3 separate regions of the Homo sapiens genome follow, and regions 1 and 2 are each linked to region 3. A link is a contact called in ENCODE Hi-C or POLR2A ChIA-PET data. All regions are on one chromosome and are shown on one strand. The core of a region is the stretch at or near the end of the contact, and the rest is flanking DNA. Distances in the headings are between cores, read along the strand shown.

What was found. Hi-C counts contacts between places; a loop is a spot of excess contacts on that map. ChIA-PET counts read pairs that join two places held with the same protein, here RNA polymerase II (POLR2A). Pooled maps may share reads with other maps.
Region 1: a map with no recorded cell type shows a loop between it and region 3 (10-fold over the local background). The contact joins the promoter of AGFG2 here to the enhancer-like site in region 3. A Hi-C loop is called at or near these places in 1 of 37 single-sample maps with no recorded cell type and 9 of 50 pooled maps. POLR2A ChIA-PET finds 5 or more read pairs at or near these places in 2 of 52 experiments (GM12878 and Panc1).
Region 2: a pooled map shows a loop between it and region 3 (3-fold over the local background). The contact joins two enhancer-like sites. A Hi-C loop is called at or near these places in 4 of 50 pooled maps. POLR2A ChIA-PET finds 5 or more read pairs at or near these places in 5 of 52 experiments (HEK293T, T-cell, activated CD4-positive, alpha-beta T cell and 1 more).

What each region holds. Positions count from the first base shown.
Region 1 is chr7:100,537,766-100,540,465 of GRCh38, forward strand. AGFG2 (ArfGAP with FG repeats 2) reads left to right here and starts at 1,438. Exons shown (of 12, transcript NM_006076.5): 1 at 1,438-1,802. The coding sequence starts at 1,582. RefSeq lists an enhancer at 788-1,289 and silencers at 1,169-1,448, 1,499-1,798.
Region 2 is chr7:100,242,376-100,245,075 of GRCh38, forward strand. It overlaps the pseudogene CASTOR3P. Among named protein-coding and RNA genes, the nearest start is that of PVRIG, 24 kb to the left of the region's middle. RefSeq lists an enhancer at 1,129-1,528. Within about 2 kb of position 1,283, at least 6 of the 41 ENCODE cell types and tissues checked have a DNase peak (open chromatin) inside an H3K27ac peak, as active enhancers do.
Region 3 is chr7:100,395,466-100,398,165 of GRCh38, forward strand. It overlaps PILRA (paired immunoglobin like type 2 receptor alpha), which reads left to right. Exons shown (of 7, transcript NM_013439.3): 4 at 2,414-2,447. Among named protein-coding and RNA genes, the nearest start is that of PILRA, 23 kb to the left of the region's middle. RefSeq lists enhancers at 1,390-1,439, 2,307-2,700. Within about 2 kb of position 1,311, at least 6 of the 41 ENCODE cell types and tissues checked have a DNase peak (open chromatin) inside an H3K27ac peak, as active enhancers do; they include GM12878, where a contact is called at or near this core.

The DNA of each region.
Region 1 (2,700 bases), core at 188-2,687, 140 kb after region 3:
TCACGCCTGTAATCCCAGCACTTTGGGAGGCCAAGACCGGCGGATCACGAGGTCAGAAGATCGAGACCATCCTTGCTAACACGGTGAAACCCCGTCTCCACTGAAAATACAAAAAAATTAGCCAGGCGTGGTGGCGGGTGCCTGTAGTCCCAGCTACTCGGGAGGCTGAGGCAGGAGAATGGCGTGAACCCAGAAGGCGAAGCTTGCAGTGAGCCGAGATCGTGCCACTGCACTCCAGCCTGGGCGACAGAGCGAGACTCCATCTCAAATAATAATAATCATAATAATAAAAATACAAAAATTATCTGGGGGTGGTGGTGGCCGCCTGTAATCCCAGCTACTCAGGAGACTGAGGCATGAGAATTGCTTAAACCCAGGAGGCAGAGGTTGCAGTGAGCTGACATCGTGCCACTGCACTCCAGTCTGGGCAACAGAGTGAGACTCCATCTCAAAAAATTAAAATTAAATTAAAAAATTAAAAAAGTACCCAAAAAGTCTTTTCCAAGATGTGATTTTAATTCTCTGCGTAGGATTTATTACTAACTGGTGATTCTTTAATTTGTGTATTGTTTGCTTCCCCCTACTAGAAACTAAGCTCTATAAGAATATTTTGTTTGATTGCTTCGCTGCTGTATTCTATTCCCAGTGTCTAGAACGTGCCTGAAACCTAGCAGACACTCAGTGTTTGTTAAATGAATAATCGAATAATAGTCCACCTACTAGGAGGGTTAAAGGCAGGGTTTCTAAAGTTGGAAGACCCAGAGTGGAATCCTGGGCCACGCACTCGTGTGATCTGCCGCAAGTTGTTGAACCTAAGGGTGTAAAATGGGGATTCCACCTCTGGGATAGGCGGAGCGAATGAAATGACATTTATAAAGCACTCCCTTCGCTCTGTGGCTCAGGAATTAGAGCACTGGTCTAGTAAAGCACTCTTGCTCCCTCTCCCTCTCTCCCTTAAGCGCTCTCTTCTTTCCCCCTCCTGCTCAGCCCCTCACATGGCCACTTCTCTTCGGCTTTGCATGACACTCTACACAGTCTAGAGTAAGCCTTTGAAATTTGCCGGGAATTAACGTCATCAGTCGGGAGGACGACAGCTACGCACGCGCGGGGCACCTCCTCTGTCTCGCGCGCTAACTTTGCAGCCCCGCCAGCCAATCAAAATTAGCGTCGGAGCCCGAGTGCCGAGGACTCACCAATCGGAACTAGGAGGCGGGCCACGGTGGAGGCAGCGGCGAGAGGGGGCGGGGACAAGGAGAGGGCACGCACGGTTCTCGCTGCTGGGGTCTCTGCCGGCCAATAGGAGAGGCCTGAGGCCTGAAGGCGGTGGGGCGGGGCATTGGCGGCTCCAGCAACCGGAGGCCGTCCCAGGGAGGGCCAATCGGAGTAAGGAGGTGGGAGAAACCTAGCCAATCAGTGTGCAGGACGGGCAAGGAGGGTGGTGGACGGCGAAGTCTCCTGCGGATGCCGCCCGCTCCCGAGCTTCTGTCAGGGGAGCCGGGCGTGCGGAGGCGGCTGAGGAGGCGGGAAGGCGGCAGTGGTTGAAGGGGTGATTGCTGACTAGCGGGGAGGGAGTGGGCAGCGATGGTGATGGCGGCGAAGAAGGGCCCGGGCCCGGGCGGCGGGGTCAGCGGGGGCAAGGCGGAGGCGGAGGCGGCCTCGGAGGTGTGGTGCCGTCGGGTGCGGGAGCTGGGTGGCTGCAGCCAGGCCGGGAACCGCCACTGCTTCGAGTGCGCCCAGCGCGGGGTCACCTACGTGGATATCACCGTGGGCAGCTTCGTGTGCACCACCTGCTCCGGCCTCCTGTGAGTGACCGGGAGGGAGTGGCCGAGGTCGGCGTGGGGGGACCCGGGGGCGGGGTGGGGAGGCCGGGGCTCCGGGGCGCGAGGGAAGGGGGCCGAGGTGAGGGGCGGAGGGGAGGTCAGGGAACGCGCCGGCTGTGGGGACGGGGTCGTCTGCTGCAGCGGTGTGGTGGGGAGGGGAAAGGGCAGGGGAGAGGAAGCAAGGCCGGAGTCGCTCTGCGGAGAGAAGGGTACGGGTGCAGAAAGACGCCCGGAGAGGGACCGAGAAACTCCCCGAGGGGGTCGAGGCAAACTGCAAGTGGGGAGGGAGAAAGTGCGGAGGATGGAAGGGAACTCGGAGTGGGATGGGGTGTCGGGACTTAAAGGGCCAGAAAATGACATGCACCTTTAGAGGGAACTTCATGCAGGTGGAAAGCAAAAAGGAAAAAGGTGGGGAAAGCCGGCCTGGAGATGGACGGGCACCTTTCTTCCTTCGGGCTTGTGTCCCTGCTGGAGTGTGAGATGCAGAAGCCAGCTGAAACTTGGTTGAAATTCCTATGATTAGAGTACAGGATTAAAAAAAAAAAAAAAAGCGAATTAACCCCGATTGACAGCCTAGAGATAGTGGCTGGAAGGGAGCCATGGTCCAGAGTTCAGGTGTAGATACTAATCTTAGCAGGGCTTTGAAATGTTACCCAGAAGGTAAAACTCTTACGAAATCTAAGAGATGAGAGCCAATGGGTTACCCTGGTAGAGAGCTTAGCTTTTTCAAACGTTTGCACGTCTAGGTGAGCCATCCTGAAGGTTAATCATTTACACCTTTAAGATCCCTGTTGCCATGACTGGATCCTGGTGGTAGCATCCAGGAAACTCTAGATTTTGGGGGGGCTTTGGTGCATCATCTGAGTGCTACTCTTGGCAT
Region 2 (2,700 bases), core at 33-2,532, 150 kb before region 3:
TGTAATCCCAGCCCTTGGGGAGGCCGAGGTGAGTGGATCACGAGGTCAGGAGATCGAGACCACCCTGGCTAACACGGTGAAACCGTGTCTCTACTGAAAAAAAAAATACAAAAAATTAGCTGGGCGCGGTGGCGGGTGCCTGTAGTCCCAGCTACTCGGGAGGCTGAGGCAGGAGAATGGCGTGAGCACGGGAGGTGGAGCTTGCAGTGAGCTGAGATCGCGCCACTGCACTCCAGCCTGGGCGACAGAGTGAGACTCCATCTCAAAAAAAGAAAAAAAAAGATAGAAAATAAAATGTGCTTGTGTCACGGGCGACCAGGCTGAATCCAATCAGACAGCGTGGGTGATGGTGTTTGGCAAATTCCAGGGTGATTATGGAGAGGCAGGGCTACCAAAGGGGATGGATAGGGCAGAAGAAATCACAAAGATCTGGGGAAAGCCCCAGGAACCCAGGCTCCCCCCAAGGAGATCTCAGTCCTTGTAGACAAGAGTATACCTTCTGCTTGTCAGGTCTTGGTGCAAAATGATCACTGATTTTGGATCTCCCCAATTCTCACGGTCCCCAGTCCAACTTCCTTTCACCCCTACCAGCCTATCACCTCCCCAGCCATGGCGATATCCATTATAGTACTGAGATTAATCACTTCCATGTCTGTCTGCCTTTTTTTTTTTTTTTTTTTTTTGAGATGGAGTCTCACTCTGTTGCCCAGGCTGGAGTGCAGTGGTGCGATCTCGGCTCACTGCAACTTCTGCCTCCCATGTTCAAGTGATTCTCCTGCCTCAGCTCCCCGAGTAGCCGGGATTACAGGTGTGTGCCACCATGCCCCGCTAATTTTTGCATTTTTAGTAGAGATGGGGTTTCGCCATGTTGGCCAGGCTGGTCTCCAACTCCTGACCTCAGGTGATCCACCCACCTCAGCCTCCCAAAGTGCTGGGATTACAGGTGTGAGCCACCGTGCCCCGCCCCATTTCTGTCTTTGCGAGCAAGAGACAAGGCTGCATCTCCTCCTCCAGGGCCGCCATGCCCAGCACAGGGCTTGGTACGAGGTCTGTAATCAGTGTGACCTTAATGAATGTGCTGTAGAATGATTCCCATTTCACAGACGGGAAAACCGAAGCTTAGTTGGGTTAAAGGAGTTAGCTGCCTGGGGTCTGCCGAGCCGGGGCTGAGCTGCCTGTACGGGTTGGGGACTTCCTGAAGGCAGGGGGGACTTGTAGCATACGCCCCATGACTCAGCGTTTCCATTCTGAGACATGCACCCTTTACAGATACGTAACGGGAGACACAGACAAGAGGATCCGTGACAGCCTGTTCTCAGTAACAAAAACCTGGCCACAGCCCAGATGCCCATCAGCAGGAGAGGACATGAAGAATGGCAGAATATTACCCAGCAGGCAACATGAACCATCCACAGTGTTAAGCAAAGAGATAAACAAGTATCAGCAATGTCACAGCACTGTGGGTTGAAAAACAAGTCCCCAGACATTGTGTATGGCAGGGTACACTTTTTACAGAGTTACAACTACTTATGATTTAAAAAAAAAACAAAAACACCTGGCCAGGCACAGTGGTTCATGCCTGTAATCCCAGCACTTTGGGGAGGCCAAGGCAAGCAGATCACTTGAGGTCAGGAGTTCGAGGCCAGCCTGGCCAACATGGTGAAAACCCATCTCTACTAAAAATACAAAAATTAGCCTGGCGTAGTGGCACATGCCTGTAATCCTAGCTACCTGGGGGACTGAAGCACGAGAATCGCTTGAACCTGGGAGTTCGAGGCTGCAGTGTAGATCACACCACTGCACTCCGGACTAGTGAGACTCTGTCTCAAAAAAAAAAAAAGGCAATGCTTTGGAGTTGGCTGTTCGATCCTGTGGTCTTGGGCATATTTACACAGCTCCTGAGCCTGTTCCCCAAACTTCCAAGAGGGGTACATACTGTCTGCCTTCAGGAACCAGGGTGGGGAATCAATGTCCCTTTGTAGATAAAATCACCAGGTGACCAGCCTGGGCAACACAGTGAGACCCTGCCTCTACCAAAAAAAAAATCTAAAAAAAAATATTAACAGGGCCTGGTAGCATGCACCTGTAGTCCCAGCTACTCAGGAGGCTGAGGAAGGAGGATTGCTCAAGCCCAGGAGGTCGAGGCTGCAGTGATGAGCTGTGATTGCACCACTGCACTTCGGCCTAGGTGACAGCGTAAGACCTTGTCTCAAAAAATAAAAAATAAAATTAAAAAAGCACCAGGCGGCCGGGCGCGGTGGCTCATGCCTGTAATCCCAGCACTTTGGGAGGCCGAGGGGATGGTTCACCTGAGGTCAGGAGTTTGAGACCAACCTGGCCAACATGGTAAAACCCCGTCTCTACTAAAAATACAAAAAAAAATTAGCCGGGCGTGGTGGCAGGCACCTGTAATCCCAGCTACTCAGGAGGCTGAGGTGGGAGAATTGCTTGAATCTGGGAGGCGGAGGTTGCAGTGAGCCGAGATCGCGCCACTGCACTCCAGCCTGGGTGACAGAGCGAGATTCTGTCTCCAAAAAAAAAAAAAGCACCAGGCATGCTGTGGCTGCTTTCATAAACAGCATCCATTTCTGGTTTTGGTTAATGGCACGACACTTCCCTGGTCTTTTCCCGACATAACCAGAAGCACATTCAACCTTCTGTGTTCCTTACACCAGAGCTGAGAAAGCACACCGAGACACA
Region 3 (2,700 bases), core at 61-2,560:
TTTTGCTTTGCTTTGCTTTGTTTTACTTTTCAGCAACCTCTTGTCCAACAGAAGAAACAAATTTGTTTTTTTATAAATTATACAGGCTCAGATATTCTTATATACATTAGCAGCACAAAATAGACTAAGACAGTATACAAATCACCAACAAGCAGATGAAAATGGCCAACTAATCATCAGAGAAATGCAAATCAGAACTACAGAGAGCTATCTCCTTATACCCAGAAGGACAGCTACTATTTAAAAAGTGTGTAAATGACAAGTGTTGGGAAGAATGTGAAGAAATTGGGGCCCTTGCGCACTGTTGATGGGGGCTATAAAATAGTGCAAATGATACAGAAAAAAAGCATGGCCTTTCCTCAAAAATTTAAAAATAAAGGCCAGGAGTGGTGGCTCACACCTCAAATTCCAGCACTTTGGGAGGCTGAGGTGGCAGATCACCTGAGGCCAGGAGTTCGAGACCAGCTTGGCCAACATGGTGAAACACCATTTCCACTAAAAATACAAAATTAGCTGGGTGTGGTGGCGGGCACCTGTAATCCCAGCTACTCAGGAGGCTGAGGCAGGAGAATCACTTGAACCCGGGAGGCAGAGGTTGCAGTGAGCTGAGATTGTGCCACTGCACTCCAGCCTGGATGACAGAGCGAGACTTCATCTCAAAATAAATAAATAAATAAATAAATAAAGCTACCATACGATCCAGCAATCCCACTTTTGGGTACATACCAAACAGAACTGAAAAGAAAGGTCTTGAAGAGATATTGATACACCCATGTTGATAGCAACACTATTTTCAATGGCCAAGAGGTGGAAGCAACCCAGATGTCCATCAATGAATGAATGGATGAACAAAATGTGGTTTATACATATAATGGAATATTATTCAGTGTTTAAAAGAAATTCTGGGCCAGGTGCAGTGGCTCACACCTGTAATCCCAGCACTTTGGGAGGCCAAGGTGGGTGGATCACCTGAGGTCAGGAGTTCGAGACCAGCATGACCAACGTGGTGAAACCCTGTCTCTACTAAAAATACAAAATTACCCAGGCCTGGTGATGGGCGTCTGTAATCTCAGCTACTTGGGAGCTTGAGGCAGGAGAATCGCTTGAACCAGAGAGGCAGAGGTTACAGTGAGCCTAGATCACACCACTGCACTCCAGCCTGGGTGACAAGAGCGAAACTCTGTCTCAAAAAATAAAGAAAAAAAGAAATTCTGACACATACTACAGTATAAACGAAACTGGAAGACATCAAGCTAGGTGAAATAAGGCAGTCACAAAATGACAAATATTGTATGATTCCACTTTTCGGTGGTGCCTAGAGATATTAAATTAATAGGAACAGAAAGTAGAATGGTGGCTGTCAGAAACCGCAGGGAGGAGGGAGTAGGGGTTCTTTAAAACTGTTTCAGTTTTGCAAGATGAAAAGGTCCTGGAGATGTTTCACAACAGTGTGAATATACTTAACACTAATGAACTGTACACGTGGTTAAAAGTGAATTCTAGTGTTTTGTTTGTTTTTTTGTTTTTTTTTTACCGTAAGTAAAATAAAACATAACCTAAAGAGAGGGAAAAAACAGAGGGACAGAAGAGTGCTGGAAAGAAAGCTGCAGCATGGAAATGATACTAGCAATTAATATTTCAGAGTTCTCAGTCTAAACATTAAAAAAAAAAAAAAAAGTCCTGTAGAAGTGGAAGGGGAGGTCCCTGGAGTTGAGGGGTACCTCAAGGCCTGGGTTCAGAGGGTGTCTCTGTGGACATGGAGCCCTCCTGGGAGGAGGCTAGATGGTGGAGGGGATGTCTGTGGACCAGGAGCCCACTGCTTGGGAAACACTGCAAGGATGCCACGGGGATGGGAGGGGCAGGACACAATGGGAGAGGCAGCAGAGGATTCAGGGTGGGACCAGCCAGAGGGGAGGGGAAGCCTAGTGGTGGCAACAGAATTTGAACAGCCACAAACATGAGTCCCAAGCACGACGCTCCCAAGGCTGGAGGGCAGACATAGCCGCCACCCAGAAGGAAAGCACAGGCACGGTCTCCCTGAGGACCTGGAGGGAATGGGGGCGGGGTGCCAATGTCAAGGGAAGGGGAGGGGAGGGGAGAAGTGACTGGGCGAGGGCTCAGCGGTGGAGGGAGCCAGGTTGGGGCTGAGCAGAGAGCTCAAGAGAGAAAGAAACCAAGGGAGGGGGTCAGGGTGAAGGGGTCTCAGGAGGTGACATGGAAGACAACAGGGAGGACAGGTGGAGACCTCAGGGTGCCGGCTGAGTCCCAGGCCCTTCCTGATGGGTTTGGGTGGAGCAGCTCTGCTGCTCCGGTCCCTCTAAGGAGGGCCTCAGCCTAGGGCGCAGCAGAGAAGGTGGGATGGAGACTGCCATCACCCGGATGCCACCCTGACTCACTGTTGGTCCCCCTACAGGTCAGCAGCGGACTAAAGCCACAACCCCAGCCAGGTGAGTGCTGGGCCTCCCCAGGGTGGGTTGGGGGGTGCATGTGCAGGCAGTGGGCTGATTTGGGAAACAGGGAGTGTGCTGCTAAGAACCCCACAAACCCAGCCTGCCACGGCCATTGTTGCATCCCCAACTTACCCATCCTTGTTCTCCTTTGTCCTCTAGGGGCCAGGCTCTTGACCTTGGGCTTTCTGTCCCCTAAATACTAGACTAGTGGACTCCAGGTTCCAGCACAAACATTCAAGAATCTCTTTTC